Linked DNA regions of Homo sapiens: region 2 is linked to region 1. The links are chromatin loops, found by intact Hi-C in ENCODE. Cell type or tissue: A673. All regions are shown on one strand. Each heading gives the region's core, and the rest is flanking DNA. Links, peaks and the distances in the headings are about the cores only. Region 1 has its middle 230 kb from the start of STK31. Region 2 holds the start of NPY (neuropeptide Y).

Region 1 (8,715 bases), core at 323-8,322:
GTAGGTGCAAGCTGAGGTGATAGCAGCCAAGAGTTTAGTCCCAACCTTAGGCCCCTAGGAGAAGTGCCCAGGTGCCCAAAGTTGTGGATGGGGCTGGCAATCCCCAGGACCCGGGGCTATATGCTCTGTCTGAGAGGGGATAAAACTGGGCTGGACAGGCTTGTGCTCAGGCCCCCCAATGGTGGCAGCAGGCACCAGTCATCGTTGGCAGGGGTGGAGCAATCCTCGGGCCCTAGGCAGAGTGCTCAGGTGAGGGGTGGTAGCAGCTGCACTGAAGCCCTGCCACTGGGAGGATGGGGCTGCCCTTGGTGGCCACAGCCTGGGCCACTGGGTAGGGAACATGTGTCTCTTTCACACACTAGTCCCAGAAGGGCTTGCCCCCACCCTAGTGGTGGTACTTCATGCCTAGCTCATACATCAACCCCAGCTGCAGGAGCTTCCACCAAGCTGACAACCAAATTCCAGGGGCAACTCACACTCTGCTCGCTTCCTGGCACCAGCAGCTGCAGCCCATACCTCACTCATTTCTTAGCCCTGCCTATGGTAGAACTCCCAGCATGCTCCCCAGCCTCAGGAACAACAGCTCACGTTTCTGTAATGCCTCAGTTCTGGCACCATTGGGCCCCAGAACAGTGTGCAGTCTGCCAAAGACTAGGTTTAAAAATGGCATCTTGCTGTATTATCTGTTAAGGTCTCAGAAAAGGTGTGGGACCCAGCAGTGGGAACTGGAGAAGTTACATCCCATGGTCTTCCAGCAGCTCACTGGGTTCGTTTCAGGGGTTGGGAGGGTCATGTGGTTCTCCTATGGCCAGAACTGTACAGTTCCATGGTGGGACTGTGGGCTACTGGAAGAGTCTCTCACTCACCCTTTCCCCACATTACGAAGTTGCTCTAAACCAACAAATGTTTAGGGGGATTAAATTGCCCATTCACATTTCAGTTACATTCATGGAAAATATACAAATTAGGGAACTGAAGACTCTACTCCATGGGCTCCATTTTCTTAATAAGTAAATTAAGGTAACTGGATTAGATACGGGATGACAAGCCCTTCTGGTTTAAACAAAAGTTTAAAACCTTCACAGACCTTATATTCTAGCAAAGAACACAGATAGTAAGCAAATAATCACAAATGTGGTGAGTATTTACACAAGACTTATAAGTATATAACACATGGGCTTAACTTGGCGGGGGGGTATGTAGTTACAGTTGAACAATACTCGCCTTTGAAAGAGATATTTTAAATATTCGTGCCAAGACCTGAAGTAGCTGGGAAAGAGGGGGGTCAGGGAAAAGGAGTTGGAAGAGTCCATTCCCAGCAGAAGGGGCAGTGTGTGTGAAGCCCCAGGGTGGGAGAGAGTCTATGTTAGATCCAGAGGGCAGCAGGTAGAGCAAGAGGGCTAGGCAGGGCTGGATTATATAAGGTCTTGTTGCTTATGGCAAAAATATAGGGTATTACCCTATAGGCAATTGGAAGCCTCTGCAGGGATTAAACAGGGGAATGTCATTAAAAGATCATCTGCCTGCAGAAGAGAGAGAGAATGGATGGGAAGAGGGTGACACTGAGATCAGCAGACCAGTTGGGTGGTTAAGGTGATAATCCAGGAGTAAGACCAGGGTCACAGCAATGGGATGCAGAGAAGCAGGGAGATTCAAGAAAGATATATGTAAAGAAGAATGAACAAGACTTGGTGAGATTGACAGGCTATAGCAGGTAAAGAGAACAGAGGGGCCAAGGAAGACTTGACCTTTCTTCTTTGTGTAACACAGTAGATGTTGATATTTACTGAGATCAGATACTGGGAGAAGAAAACAGACTTGAAGGAACATACGGTGAACTCTATTTTGGCCAGATTTTGGCCAGATTTGTAAGGCATCCATACAGAGAAGCCAAATAGATAGTTGGATAGATAGGCCTAGATCTCAGAATAAAGGTCTAGGCTCTGTTGTTTACTAAATGGCAAGATTAATAGATTCTAGAAGTGCGTAAGAGCCAATATTATTCCAACAGTCAGCAAATTGACCTTTAGTTCAAGGTGGGAGATGCCATAAGCTCTCCCAGAAGCAAAGAGACTTAAGGGCAGTGACAGGTAATTCCATGTGCCTAATGCCAACTAGACAATGATCTAACCTTGGTTCTCTAACAGTAGAACATGCTCATCTAAACCAAAGACTCAAGAGTCATTGGAGAATTGAATTATGGCAGCTTACATTTATTAAACCAATACTACATAACAAGCCCTACATATTACCTTATTTATTACTGTGGGGATAATCATTGTAAATAGTTGTTGATATAGCCCTGAGTTCATATTATCTATCTTATCTTTTTGTTGGGTTGTTATCTGTTATCTCACTCAATCCTCAAAACAACTCTATGAGGTAGGCATTATCATCATCCCCATTTTATACATGAAGAAACTAAGTTTCAAAATTATGAATGACTAACCCAAGACACTTGACAAGGGAGTGCAAATGCCATGATGCAAACCCAGACCTGTCTGACTCCATAGCTCTCCTCCTAATCTCTAGGCAACAAGCTTCCAGAAAGTTAACCTAGCAGATGGATTTTTTCTTTCCCTGAGGTTTAAGAAACAAGCTCCGAAGCAAAACAACTAGTCATTCTGCTAAGCCTCCAAGTGTCCTGTCCATACTGTCATCTCCTATTAAGAAATACAGTCAGGAAAGATGCTACTAGCAGGAAAAGGTCTACTTTACAGTTACAGAATGAAATTGCCAAAAATCCAATTTTTCCAGCCCACTACAGCATATGGTCCTAGGGAGCCCAGGGCCAAAAACAAGTCGGTATTGCTTATTTTTCAAACCTCCCCACACCTAGAAGTATTGCAGGCCATCAGACAACAGTCACGTATCTCAATGTAGCAGTGGGAGAAGTCACTTCCTCGGTATGTGACCTTGGACAGGAGACTTAATTTGAACTTTAGTTTTCTAATGTGTTCAATGGGGCTAATGGTGGTGTTACTTTATTTCAATAATGGCTAGCCATACCATAGGGCTTAATACAGACGAGGCACTGCTCTAAACACATTGCATATATTAATTATTTCATTTTTCCCTAACCCCACAGGATACACTGAGTATTATTATTATTAATCTATTATTATCCCCACTTTACAGATGAGTGAACGAGGGAAGGAAGTTCAGTAATTTGCCTAAGTTTGCTAGCAGTCAAGTTGCTTAACAGAACTAAGACTCGACCCCAAGCAATCTGAGAATGACTCGCCACCAAACTACACAGCTTCTTCATGCTGTGAGGATTAAATGAGATGATGTATGTAAAATATTCTAGCACATACTATATGCTTTATTAACACTATCCCATTATTTTTATTATAATTATTATGATTTAAAAACTGAAGCACAGGATGGTATTTAAGACTGAGGCATAACAGCACAATTTCAGAGTAGACTTCCAACCTTTCTTAAGTTGCGTGAAAAAAAGAAACATTATTTACAAGCAAGACTCTTAAAACCCATCCTGGAGGAATGGTACATTTTTAAGCATCCCATTTAGAAAAGCAGTTCAGTAAATGCCAAGGGAGCTGAATGGCACTGTGGACCAACTGCTGAGGGAATTCCCCAAACAACTATCTGGAACACTGTCTTCAGGGGATCATCAATGCACTCATCCTTGCAGTCTCTGCCTCCCTACCTGACAAACTTGAGAAATTGTCACACTCTTTTTTTGAAGGAGAAGAAAATAAAACTAATTAGAAAAGCCTTCTATTGCAATGTGAAGCCTACTTTTAATCCTAAACTTAGAAGAGGTAAGGCAGGACTGTGACTGTGTGTAGAGGCTTTTATGTTCTTCCCACAGCAGGCTCCTCCTAAAAATGTAATGATATCCCCTGAGAGTAGTGTCCTCTGATAACCACATTTAAAGCAGACTCCTCAACTTATCCTCCTTTATTCCATCGTATAACACAATCCCTAATTACATCATTTAACTTCTGTTTCTCATCTATTTATCCCAACACACACCTCTATAGAAAAGCAAGTCCCCTAGTCTGTTCAGTCTGCAAGGGTTCTGTCTTGTTCACCAACATATCCCCAGTACCTAATACATTTCAGTAAAGGAATAGAAATTCCAATCTCTATGAACATCTTTGAAAAACATTTAAAGACGTCCAAATGTACAACCCACAGCAATCACTACAAAAATACCCTTTCTTTTCCTACTCTCAAGCACAGTGTTGTCCAATAGAAATACACCACTAGGTACCAATGTAATTTTAAATTTTTGGTAGCCACATTTTATTATTTATTTATTTATTTATTTATTTATTTATTTATTTATTTTGAGACAGGGTCTCACTCTGTTACCCAGGCTGGAGTGCAGTGGTGTGGTCCCAGCTCACTGCAACCTTGACCTTGACCTGCCAGGTTCAAGTGATCCTCTTACCTCAGCCTCCCAAGTAGCTGGGACTACAGGAACATACCACCACGCCCAGCTAATTTTAGTAATTTTTGTAGAGATGGGGTTTTGCCATGTTGCCCAGGCTGGTTTTGAACTCCTGGGCTCAAGCAATCCACCCACCTCAGCCTCCCAAAGTGCTGGGATTATAGGTGTGAGCCACCATGCCTGGCTATAGCCACATTTTAAAAAATAAAAGTAGAGTGACATCAGCAAGATGCCTGGCATCTCTACTCCCTCCCACAAGAAAGGACCAAGGCAATGAAAACACAGCTAAGATTTGACTGGCATGTCTAAGGGAGAGTGCTGGAGTGCAGCAGTAGAGTAGAGGCACACTTGTAGTGATTGGAAGTCCAGGAGAGCAACATGGAGGCACGCAGCCTCTGTAGCCCCATCTCCTCCACTCAGATCAGATCAGCCTGGAGATAGGAGGGACATTTGTGGGGAAAAGGTAAGCAGAAGATCCCTACCAGCTCTCATTGTCACTGCAAACACCTATAGTCCTTACTACAGGAGAATCCCACAGTCCTCACAAGCCCTGAGTCCAGTTTGGAGAACTTTCAGGAATTCACATGGCTGCATGGTCCTGGATTAGGAGCACAGGGTGTGTACTCCCTATCCACCCCTGACCGTGAACCAAGCTGCATATGCCCTCAACCTGAGAAATAGCTCAGTGAGCCCTCTCCTGGCAAAGCTGCAACACTGTCACCACAAACTCTGTCACCCTAGGCCTCTGAGAAACTCACAAATGCCACTAGTATGGATTACAGCTGAGGAAACTATACGGAGACTACAACACTGCATCCATCTAGAAGCAAGGCCAACACAACCCAGTGAAATGACAGGCCAACACCCATTCCAACGAATAAGGACTTCCCCACAAAACCTACTCCAGAAATTTGGAAGAAGCAAATATCCAGCTACATAAAAATCCATGTAGGAACACAATCATGAAAAAGCAAAGAAACATGTCACTTCCAAAGGAAAAAATTATTCTCAAGTAACAGACCCCAATCATAAGGAAATATATAAAACGCCAGAAAAATAATTCCAAATAATAATCTTAAGGGAACTCAGTAATAAGAATAATAAAAATAATTCCAAATAATAATCTTAAGGGAACTTTCTTACAAGAGAAAACAGAAAGACAATTCAATGATATTGGGAGGAAATTATTATCTGAATCAGAAATTCAACAAAGAGATAGATATCATTTTTAAAAAGCAGAAATTCTAGAGCTGACGAATTCAAGGAATGAAATTTAAAAACACAATCAAGAGCTTCAAGAAATGAAAAAACACAATCTAGTATAGAACAGAATACACCAAGCAGAAGAATGTCTGAACTTGAAGACAAGGGTTTTGAAATAACACAGTCAGACCAAAAAAAAGAAAAAAGAATGAAGAAAGCCTACAGGATATATGACACACCATTAAACAAACAAATATTTGTATTATAACATTCCACAAAGAGAATAGACATGAAAAAGTGAGGAAAACTCAAAATAGATTCAACTTAAGCAGGTCCCCTCCAAGGCACATTATAGTCAAATTGTCAAAAGACAAAGATTTTTAAAAGCAGAAGAAAAAAGTATTAAGTCACATATAAGGGATCCCCACTAGACTGGCAGGAGATTTCTCAGCAAAAATCTTACAGGCCAGGATAGAATGGGATGATATATTTAAAGTACTAAAAGAAAAAAAAATTGTCACCCAAGAATATTGTACCCAGGAAAGCTATCCTTCAGAAATGAAGAAGAAATAAAATCTTTCACAAAAAAATAAATAAATACTAAGGGAATTCATCACCATTAGACTGGCCTTAGAAGAAATGGGAGTCTTACACATAGAAGTGAAAAGAGGGTAACTAGCATCATGAAAACATGGAAAACTATAAAACTCATTGGTAGAGCCAATACACAAAGGAGAAAAAGAAAGAAATCAAACCTTAACATTACAGAAAATCACAGGCAGACAAAAAAAGAAACAATGAGAGAGGAAGTAAGAAAGAAAGATACACAAAACAATCAGAAAACAATCATTAAAAATAACAGGTGTTAAGTCCTCACATTTCAATAAAAAATTTAAGTGCAAATGAATTAAATTCATCATCTAGAAGAGATATACTGACTGAATAGATAAAAAACAAGACAAAGCTATTAGGCTGGTGCAAAAGTAATCACAGTCTTGTCATTTTTAAAAAAGTAATTTAAAAAACTACAATTTCTTTTGCACCAAACTAATATATGCTGCCTACGAGAAATTCATGCCTCCTGTAAAGACACACATGCACTGATAATGAAGGAGTGAAAAAGATATTCCATGCAAGTAGAAATCAAAAGTGAGCAGGAGTAGCTATACTTATGTCAGACAAAACAGACTTCAAATTAAAAACTGTAAAAACAAAGAAGGACATTATATAATAATAAAAAGATCGATTAAGCAAGAGAATATAGAATTGTAAATATATATGCACCCAACACCAGAGCACCCAGATATCTAAAGCAAATATTATTTGATTAAAGGGAGAGATAGACTCCAATACAATAATATAATAGTTGAGAACTTCAACACCCTACTCTCAGCATTAGACAGATCATCTCAACTTAAAAGCAACAAAGAAACATTAAATTCAAACTTCACCATAGTCCAAATGACCCGACAGATATTTATACAACATTTCAACCAACTGCTGAAGAATTCACTTTTTTCATAAGCACATAGGACATTCTCCAGAATTGACCATATGATAGGACACAAAACAAGCCTCAAAAAATTTAGAAATATTGAAATCATATTATGTATTTTATCTGACTACAACAAAATCCTTCACATCAACAACAAGAAGAACACTTGAAACTATATAAATGCATGGAAATTAAACAGCTTTCAAACGATCAATGGGTGGAGGAAGGCACTAAGAGTAAAATTTTAAAATTTCTTGAAACAAATGAAAACGGAAACACAACCTACCAAAATTTATGGGACACAGAAAAAAACAGAATTAAGAGGCAAATTTATGGCAATAAATGCCTATATCAGAAAACTAGAAGGATTTCAAATAAACAACCTAATGATGCACCTCAAGCAACAAGGAAAGCAAGAACAAACCCAACTCAAAATTAGTAGAATGAAAGAAATAGTAAAGATCAGAACAGAAATAAATAAAATTGAGATTAAAAAAAAAGATTGGCTGGGTGCAGTGGCTCATGCCTTTAATCCTAGCACTTTGGGAGGCCAAGGCAGGCATATGGCTTGAGTTTGAGACCAGCCTGGGCAACATGGTGAAACCCTGTCACTACAAAAAAGTATAAAAATTAGCCAGGTGTGGTGGCATGCACATGTGGCATGCACAAAAAAAAAAAAAAAAATCAACAAAACAAAAAACAAGGTTTTTTTTTGAAAAGATGAACAAAATCAACAAAACGTTAGCTAAATCAACTTTTGAAAAAAGAGAAAGACCCAGATAAATAAAATCAGAAATAAAAAAGAAGACATCACAATGGATACCACAGAAATACAAAGGATCTTTAGAGACTACTATGAACAGCTATGTGCCAATAAATTTGAAAAGATAGAAGAAATGGACAAATTTCTTGATGCCAACAATCTACCAAGATTGAACCAAGAAGAAAGAAAAAACCTGAACATAACAACAACCAGTAAAAAGTCTTTGACAAAGAAAAGTCTAGGACTGGATGGCTTTACCACTGAATTCTACCAAATCTTTAAAGAAGAATTAATACCAATTCTTCTCAAACTATTCCAAAAAATTGAAGCAGAAGGAATTCTCCTTAACTCATTCTACGAGGTCAGCATAACCCATTACCAAAACCAGACAAGGATATAACAAAAAAGAAAACTACAGGCCAATATCCCTGATGAACATAGACACAAAACTCTCAACAAAATACAAATTTGGTTTAGCAAACCAAACCCACCAACATGCGAAAAAGATAATACACCATGATCAAGCGGATTTATCCCAAGAATGGTTCAACATATACAAATCAATAAATGCCATATATAACATCAATAGAACGAAGGACAAAAACCATATGATTATCTCACTAGATGCAGAAAAAGCTTTTGATAAAATCCAGTGTCCCTTCATGATTTAGAAACATCTTAATAAATCAGGTAGACAAGGAAAGTACCTCAACATAATAAAGGCCATATATTGATAAACCACAGCTAACATCTTACTGTCCAGGGAAAAGCTAAAAGCTTACACTCTAAGAACTGGAACAAGATAAGGATGCCCACTCTCACTGCTTTTAT
Region 2 (8,715 bases), core at 445-8,444, 340 kb before region 1:
ATTGGACACCATTCGCCACTTTGTTTAGAAATAAATTAGTCTGGTATGGATTGGTTAATAGGTCCAACAACTGAACAAAGCTGACAGAGGGTATATTCTAATTGCCAAGCAAAATTATATCTAAATTTTTTGGAAATATTTTCTATGACTGTTCTTTTGCTGAGACTCAAGGGAAGCAAAAACAAAACAACTCCCTGTCCCACTCCCATCATGTGTGAGATTTTCTCAAAGATTTTCTGGAGTTGCGATATTAGACTATAGGTGTCTGCTTATACTTATTTATTCTGTCCATCCATTGGTTTTACTAATCGTAAAAGTCTAGGGCAACTGTAACTCATTTATCTTCATCATGCTCCAGTGAGTAAAAGAACTGCCAACTTTTTATCCAATTTACCAGTAAAGAACCTAAATCTGAAATAGGAGGATTTGCACAGTCATAATCTTGCATCCAGTTCAGTACTGTTCACTCTTCTTCCTTCTTTAATTAATTCTGGATCATCCTTCCCCTCTACAATGCTGTAACTTTCAAAGATTGAGTCCTTAGAGTAAAGATTCTCAAACCTGGCTGCACATTAGAATCACCTGGGGAGTGTTAAAAACACACTCTAAAGCCCAGGCCCCATCCCAGAGGGTCTGATTTAATTGGTCAGGGGTGGATCCCAGCATCAGTGTATTTTAAAAGCTCCCCTGATAATTTTAATGTGCAGCCAGGAAGGAGAAACACTAATCTAAGGCTGAGTTTCTCTGGGACTGGCTATTCTGTGTAATGGGGGCTGTCCTGGGCATGGTAGGATATTTAGCAGCCTCCTTGGCATCTATACACCTAGGTACCAGCAGTGCCCACCTCCAGTTGTGAAAACCAAAAATGTCTCCAGACACTGCCAAATCACACCTGGGGAGCATAAAATCACCCCCAGTTGAGAACCACTGATTTAGGGGGCTATATAAATAAATTGTAGGAGACCCACACTCTAGAATAAGTAATGCAGCTTCCAGAAGCAATGAGCCAGGGGTATATATACAGCAAAAGGAATATAAGCACAAATTGAGTGCAGGGGGAATGCTGGTGGCGGGGGGCGGGGGGAAAGAAAGATAATGATATCAGATTATATCTATACTAAATTAAAGCACATCCACAAATGACCCTGTAATTTTCAGAAACGCACATAGGAGTGGGTGTCTGTGGTGGGAAGGAGAAGATGGACGTACATTAAGAGCCTCTGCTGGTTTCTAAGAAGGAGTTTATACAAAGATGAGACAGGAAACTCTGCCTCAGAGACCAGCTCATTCCCATCTAAGCTGAATCTCTTGCCATGAAACCCAAGTCCCTTTCCTTTATGTTTTTTTCTCATCAAACATGTTGGAGATAACACTGCCTGTTGATGGTGGTGACAACATCCAAAGACACTCAAAGGAGGGCTCCAATTCCATAATTCCTATAAAAATAGCTTCCATGAAATGTCATTAGCTTCATGATTTGTGAAATGAAGATAATTATACTCCCTTCAAAGCTTTGAGGTAACGACTGAATGAGAGAATGCCTAGGAAAACATTTTAAAATGCTAGAGCTTTGTAAAATGGTAAAGCTTTATGGCAATCATCTTCGGAAAAATGAGTTCTACTGTGTATTATGCTACAGCTAAATAACTAACAAAGGTTTTTCTAGAAAAAACAGTTAATATCTTTTTGTTTGTACAAGTTCTCTTTGATCTGCATGACGGCATAACATAGCAAGAATTTGAATCAATTAACTTTCTGGGAAGTATGGAATATAAAATATTATTGCTTTTTGCTAATTAAAATGATCAGATTTCAAGGGATCACAAACAACTACTATTTAATTCTGGCATTTTCATGTTTTTCAGATTCTATATAAATTGGGGCTTTTTCAAAAGTGTTTTAGGATGTTAAATACCTTTTTGATGAAACAGGAAAAAGCAAACTTTATTTTAAAAGTATAAATCTTCCCCCCTTTTGGATCCTTTCCAACTACTCCCTGACTTGTAAACAGTAAAAATATGGACTAAATAAATAAATATATAAACCCCACAATACTTTAAACATATAATTTAAACATGTTAACTAACATTAATGCTTCTAAAGGGCTTATCCTTTAGATACGGTCAAATGACTAAAATCATTTAATCTCAGTAATTAAAATAAGATATTAAATGATTTAGAACTAAGATCAACCAATTTTGAAAACAAAATTTAAATCCTATGTAATTTGTAAAATAGTTTGGATTTGATTTTTCCCTTAATTGTCAATGTTGAGAGTGAAAATATGGCATTTCATTTTGACTTTCGGAATGTTCAGAATAAAGTTTACAATTTCTCAGATTCCATGTAATCCCTGAATTCATCCTAAAGTTACTGGACCAACGTAAGTTTCTTCTTAATGAAATACCAAGTGGGCACTTTCTTTTCAGAATTCACCAGCTATAAAATAGGGAGACCTCTGCATTTTAGATAAACTGTTTTCAGGCTAAATCTCTAATTATTGGGACTAGAATTTTCAAATATGGGAGTGAGACTGCAAAAAAAACACAGTGAAGAAGAAAAGAAAATAGCTCTATTTGTCTTTTTCTAAATACTGTCATTCAATTAGCCCTGGGCAGGCCGGAAAGTCTGACAATGTCTGTGGCAACCCTGCAGTTTACTCCTTGGTTTGGTTTTCTTTGGTGGTCGTTCTGTTTCTCCTAGACACCTTGCTAGCGTTTCCCCCTACAGCATTTCTCTGGCGCATTCTTGCCCCTTTCACTGGGTACTTTCGAGATTTCTGGACCGGGCCCCACTGCCGTAAGAACCACAACAAACCATAAGAGGTGAGTGAGAGGAGATTGCCAGCCTACCAGCCTGGGGAACCTGAATCTGGGGATCACGACTCTGTGACTGTAGTTGCACAAAATGGAAGGTACCCATTTTGTGTAGAGTGTGCCCTGTACAAACATTTACCTAGAGCTGACTAAGTGCCTGATACTGTCCTGCCCTGGGATAGAGCGAAGGAAAAGAAACAATCCCTTTCCCTAACATCCCCAGGATCTCCTGGTGTGCAGGCACTGGCGCTCCCGGAATCGGTCCCGCGGTCCCACCCACCTCTGCCTGGTGATGAGGTTGATGTAGTGTCGCAGCGCCGAGTAGTATCTGGCCATGTCCTCCGCTGGTGCGTCCTCGCCCGGGTTGTCCGGCTTGGAGGGGTACGCCTCGGCCAGCGCACCCAGGCACACGAGCAGGGACAGGGCGAGGGTCAGTCCGGACAGCCCCAGTCGCTTGTTACCTAGCATCTGCAGGCACAGAAGGCTCAACGGACGGGCTTGGGGATTCAGAGCACCCACGCGCAGCACCTCCCTCCTCTGCCCCCCGCGCTCCTCCTCCTGCTACCACACGCGACCCCCAATCCGCTCTCGTCCCAGTCCCGCAGAGAGAACCCAGGAGTGGCTAGCACCACCTTGCGGGCTCCGGGCGCCGTCCGGTCGGGACCTGCCCCTCTGCTCCACCTGAAAACTTCGCGCAACTTCGTTCGAAGTCTCAGGGACCAAGAAGCGCGCGGCGAGAGTGCAAGGTGGGGGCCCCGCCAGTTTAGCATTCAAAACCGAATTGGAAGTTCTTCCTGCTGGGTCACTTTTCTCCCTTCTTGCCCAAACTCTTGTCTGGGAAGAAAAGTTTCTTCTCTGTTACTTCTGGTCTGCCTAGCTTCAGGGGATCAACGCTGACAGCAGAGATCACCTCGGGGTGACGACTGCGGTGGGGAAGGGGAAAGAGAATTGCTCCCTGGGCCAGAATTGCTCCAAAGAGATTTGGAGCCCAAGAATCCAGGGAGGTGGCAGGGCGCGGGGCTCTAGAGCTCCAGGGATTCCTCACTCGATGGCGCTGCCGGGGAAACCTTCCTACCGCGCACCGCTTCCTGGGCCTCAAGGCGGCGACCCGCAGGGAGACCGCCAGCTGCCTTGGGATAGCGGTCCCGGGTTCTCCCTCCATATCTGCTAAAAGGTAACTCAGAAGAACCGCCCAGCGGGAAGGGCCCGGGAGAAGGGCCGTGGACAATCAGAGGGGAGCAGAGGAACAAGTGGAATTTAGCCGCCAAGAGGGCTGGTCCGCGTCGGGGCGCGGAGCCGGCATAGTCCGCTGGGGAGTGGAGCGCGATCATCCCAGGGCCCCAGGGCTCCACAGAGCGGGAGGCTGCGTCTCTAGCAAGTTCGCGGGCGCCCCGTTCGCTCCCACCCCTAGACAGACGGGTCGTAGCACTCACGGTGGCTGGCGCGCGGGCGTGGCTGGGCGGCAAGTACTATGCTGTCGGGCGAGCGTCTCCGAGGGGTGAGAGCCAGCGGATGGGGTGCAGAGAGCGGGTCGCGACAGGGCTTTTATGGAGCTTCCTCGCCGCGGCAGGAGGGGCCTCGGGCAGTCACGCTTGGGTGACTCCCACCCGCCACTTCCCGCCCCTGAGTGGCGGGGGGAGGGGGCTGGAACCGCAGCCGCACGAGTGTCGACTTAGGGAGCCACCCACACCCCAACCCTCCCGCCCCAGGCACTGCCTGAAGAAGCGGGGCCTGGGACCGCGTGAGCGAGGCAGCGCACTCCGAGCGCGCTGGACAACACCAAAGCCCAAGTATCTGCCCTCGGGCAGTGCCCGATCCCTGCTTTCCTTCTTTCCTTCTTTCCTTCACGCCCCGTCTAGTCCTGCCAGAGATAGGAGCAGCCCAGACGATTCTTGTCTCCTGCCAACAGGACTACCAACCCACTGGGTGCCGGAGTAGGAAGCACCTGAATCCTCTTTGTGGTGGGGCATCTCCACGACTAGCGCGGCATCCTCGCCGGGCACAACTGCGCGCTGTTGGAGTGAGGCAACTGGGCGCACAGATTTTTCCTGTACTTAGAACAAGTCGGAGGCAGCTGCCGGAAGTCTCCGGCTAGAGGGTCCCAAAGCTGCGCTCCCCACCCCACCCCCGCCCGTGGTTTCAGGGGCTTCTGCCCCTTCTCTCAGCTGGTTTTTCTAGATCAGCCTTCCTCAAGTACTCGCTCAGACGCAGCGAGCCAGGCTCGGTCGAGACATGAGTGTGGCGACTCAAAATTCCCCAGAGGGGGAACACGGTAAACCTATTCCCCCAGTTTGCTGAAAAAGAGCCACGCTTCCAGCTTCTAGAGACTCTTTTAAGCTCAATTTTAAAAATATATATTTTTTCTTTTTTGGTCCAAAGTGACGGTGGTTAAATGAACAACAGTTTCTGTCTTATTTACTAACCCTTGTATAGTCCTATGTACGTTCAATTAACGTTGAGAATGTGGGTTCTGATTAAGATGAAACATGTTAAAAACGATGAACATTAATTTGCTCATCGCGTTAAACCTGTTGAATGAATATGCAAGATACAGAAACTATTATTACAGGATCAAGATTTTATGCAGTGGACTGAGATCTGAAAGTTCCGTGAATGAATGCTCCTGTATCTTTCTAAATAAAATGGCATTTTATTTCTAAATGAAATATAAGTCTGAATCTTTCTAAATAAAAAGGCATGTTGGGAAATTAAAGCATTAAGTTCCATGTTATTTTAATGCTAAAAGGACAAGTGATTCTGTTAAACTGACACTTAGTTTTTGTGCTGTTCCAACAGCATTGAATTAAATATCAAAAACCGTGAAGCAAACAATCCTTTGCATGTATGTGTTTGTGTGTTTGTGGGATCAAACTATAATTTTGGAGACCAACATCCCTTTCACTTGGCAACTGCTTCTCTTTCTGTATTACACAAACATATGCTGAGGACACAAAAATCAAGGCTCTCAGAGTTGCTCGGGGGTGCTTACAAGACACAGCCTTCGGTAAAAGTGCAAAACATCTTCTAACTTAGAGCTCTTCCTAGATAAAGGGAAAGTTACAGTCCACTTTTCAATAAAATAATCTTATTTTAGAGTGTATCACAGATTCATATCAATTAAAATCTGAACTTAAAATGTATCACTGAATTTGGGAAAAATTACTTCTAGGAAGGCCCACACCACTATTGAGAGAAGAACACTGTGGAGGCTTGATTAATTTAGCTTAAGATAATGTCATTGATTCTCAAGAATAAGAACTTATTCTGAGGGTTAAGGATTCAGAGAATAAAAAATAGGGGGTGATATGCCCTACATGTGCTTACATCCTTATCTCCTTTCTCTCCAGTCCAAGCCACATCCCCTGGCCAAAATACAAACAAAACCAACTGTTGGCAACTCAACCCTGCATCTTCTCCTAGCTGCTGAGCCATTTCTCTCCTTTGTTTCAAAGTCAAGTTGTTTATTTCTAACAGCTTTGTTAAGATAACATTGAGATACTGTTGAGCTTGTTGAGATTCAAAAGGAGGTGAATCAGTGGAGACTAGAGAAGGTAATGACCGAGAGAAGTCAAATAACCGGTAAAGGTCCATGTGGTTTGCAATTAGGAGGTCTTACTGATAGCAGGTTCATAGCTTGATTCAGATAGAACCTGGACCACATGAAACCCAGTGGTTTCATGACTAAACCTAAGGTAAAGAAGCAGAAGGAATGAATAGATACTGCTGAATATATACAAAGCTACAAATGTGTAAAATATTCAATTGGATATATTCTTACACATATGCATGTGTGTTATATGCTCAGGAAGCCATCACTGAAACCAAGAAAATGAAGATTATACATCACTTCCCCAAATTTCCACATGTACCTTTGTAATTCCTTCCTTTTGCCTCTTCCTCACCCCCTCCTCCATTGATCTGCTATCACTAGAGATTTGTTTGCGTTTTCTAGAATTGCACATAAATATAGTTCCACGGTAGGTACTCTTTGTCTGACTTCTTTCACTTAGCATCATTATTTTTGAATCCACTCACATTGTTAAATGTAGCAATAGTTTATTCTTTTTTATTGCTGGGCAGTATTTCATTATATGATATACTTCAAAATTTTTAATCAATTCTACTGCTCATGAATTTTTGGTTATTTTCACTTGAAACTTTTACGAATAAAGCTGCCTTGACATTCATATGCAAGTCTTTGTATGGACATAAAGCCTTTAATTCTCTTGGAAAATACTTAAAACCAGAATGGCTGAGTCAGACGGTGAGTGTATATTGGCCCACAGTTTGTTGGTGATCTGTTTTTGCTTCTGTTTTGCTCATTTTTTCCTTCATATTTTATTTTGGATAGTCTCTATTGCTATGTCTGTGAGTTCACTAATGTTTTCTTCTGTAATATCTGATTACTGCCAATCCTATCCAGTGTATTTTGCACCTTATACCTGGTAGCTTTCATCTCTAGAGTTTCAACTTGAATCTTTTTTTTAAGTTACAGGACAATATAAAGCAATGAATCTTTTTTATATCTTCCGTATCTAAACGTGTCCACTCTTCTCTCTAGCTTCTTGAATATACATTAATAATAACTTTTGTACTACTAACATCTGTGTGATTTTTGTATACTTTGGGTTGATTGATTTTTCTCCACATTATGGCTTATATTTTTCTTCTTCTTTGTGTGCCTGATAATTTTTGATAGGATGTCAGATATTGTGGATTTTACCTTGTTATTTGTTTTTTTGTCTTTCTATGACTGTTCTTGAGCTTGTTCTGAGACAATTAAAAATTTAAAGACAGTTTTATCCATTCAGGTCTTGGATGTGAGTTTTGTTAGGTGGGACCAGAGCTGGTTTTAGACTAGGTTTACTCTTTCCACACTTTGAGGCAAAATTCCTTCTTTTTACTTTAACTGGTAACTGACTTCCCCCCAACACGCACACCTCAAATTGCACAGCTCTCCCCTCTGGCTGTTCAGATAGACACTATTCCCAGCCCTTGGTCAGCATCAGACACAGTTTACCCTTATCTTTTTGTGTAGTTCTTTTCCTGGTCTCAGGTGGTTTGTTCTTGTGTATAATCTGATCAATAATCAACTAAATCCTCAAGGGGGACACCCTTCAGACTTTCAGAGTATTCTTTCTTTTACCTGATAATCTTCCTGTGGACACTAGCTGCCCTGGCTCCCTACACTTCCAGCCCCAGCTCCTTGGCCAGGATGATTCAATTCCTTCCTTCTGCACTGTAGCCTGGATGACTCCTTCAGGCAGTGTATTCTCATGCTGCTATGAAGAAATATCCAAGACTGGGTAATTTATAAAGGAAAGAGGTTTAATTGACTCACAGTTCTGTATGGCTGGAGAGCCCTCAGGAAACTTACAATTATGGTGGAAGGGGAAGCAAACACGTCCTTCTTCATATTGCAGCTGGAGAGAGAAGTGGCGAGCAAAGGGGAAAAAACCTTTTATAAAACCATCAGATCTTGTGAGAATTCACTCACTATCATGAGAACAGCAGCATGTAGGTAACTGCCCCCATGATTCAATTATCTCACACCAGGTCCCTCCCACAACACGTGGGGATTAAGGAAACTACAATTCAAGATGGGATTTGGGTGAGGACACAGCCAAACCATATCAGGCAGTGATCTGGGACCATTGTATGGCTCTTGTCATTTGTTTTCTATCTCTAAGATATTACTGTCCTTTACTGATGTCCAATGTTTTAAGTGTTGTTTCATCTATTTTTGTCTAGTGTTTTAGTTGTTTCAGCAGGGAGGGTAAATCCAGTTCCTGTTTCTTCATCTTGGCCAGAAGAGCAAGTCTTGTAGCAAGGCTTCTTTAAAAAGATGTTTCTATTCATTGTCTCTGGTTATTCACCATAGGTGTAGTCATGAAACCAC

Evidence for each region. Peaks named below come from ENCODE experiments on the same cell type or tissue, not always from the same donor. Only the 100,000 strongest peaks of a DNase experiment are listed, where the experiment ranks them.
Region 2: it touches region 1 in a loop (4-fold over the local background); 4 of 110 quality-filtered maps call a loop at or near these places.

What each region holds. Positions count from the first base shown.
Region 1 is chr7:23,935,527-23,944,241 of GRCh38, reverse strand. No RefSeq gene overlaps it. Among named protein-coding and RNA genes, the nearest start is that of STK31, 230 kb to the right of the region's middle. RefSeq lists a silencer at 5,171-5,220. In A673, for the core only: a CTCF peak has its summit at 5,131 (motif pointing left); a DNase peak (open chromatin) is centred at 5,101.
Region 2 is chr7:24,279,810-24,288,524 of GRCh38, reverse strand. NPY (neuropeptide Y) reads right to left here and starts at 4,335. Exons shown (of 4, transcript NM_000905.4): 1 at 4,250-4,335; 2 at 3,097-3,284. The coding sequence starts at 3,284. All of the region lies in intron 2 of LOC107986777 (a long non-coding RNA gene), which reads left to right. In A673, for the core only: no CTCF peak of the experiment used is centred there; a DNase peak (open chromatin) is centred at 4,224; H3K4me3 peaks cover 1,759 bases; H3K27me3 peaks cover 499 bases.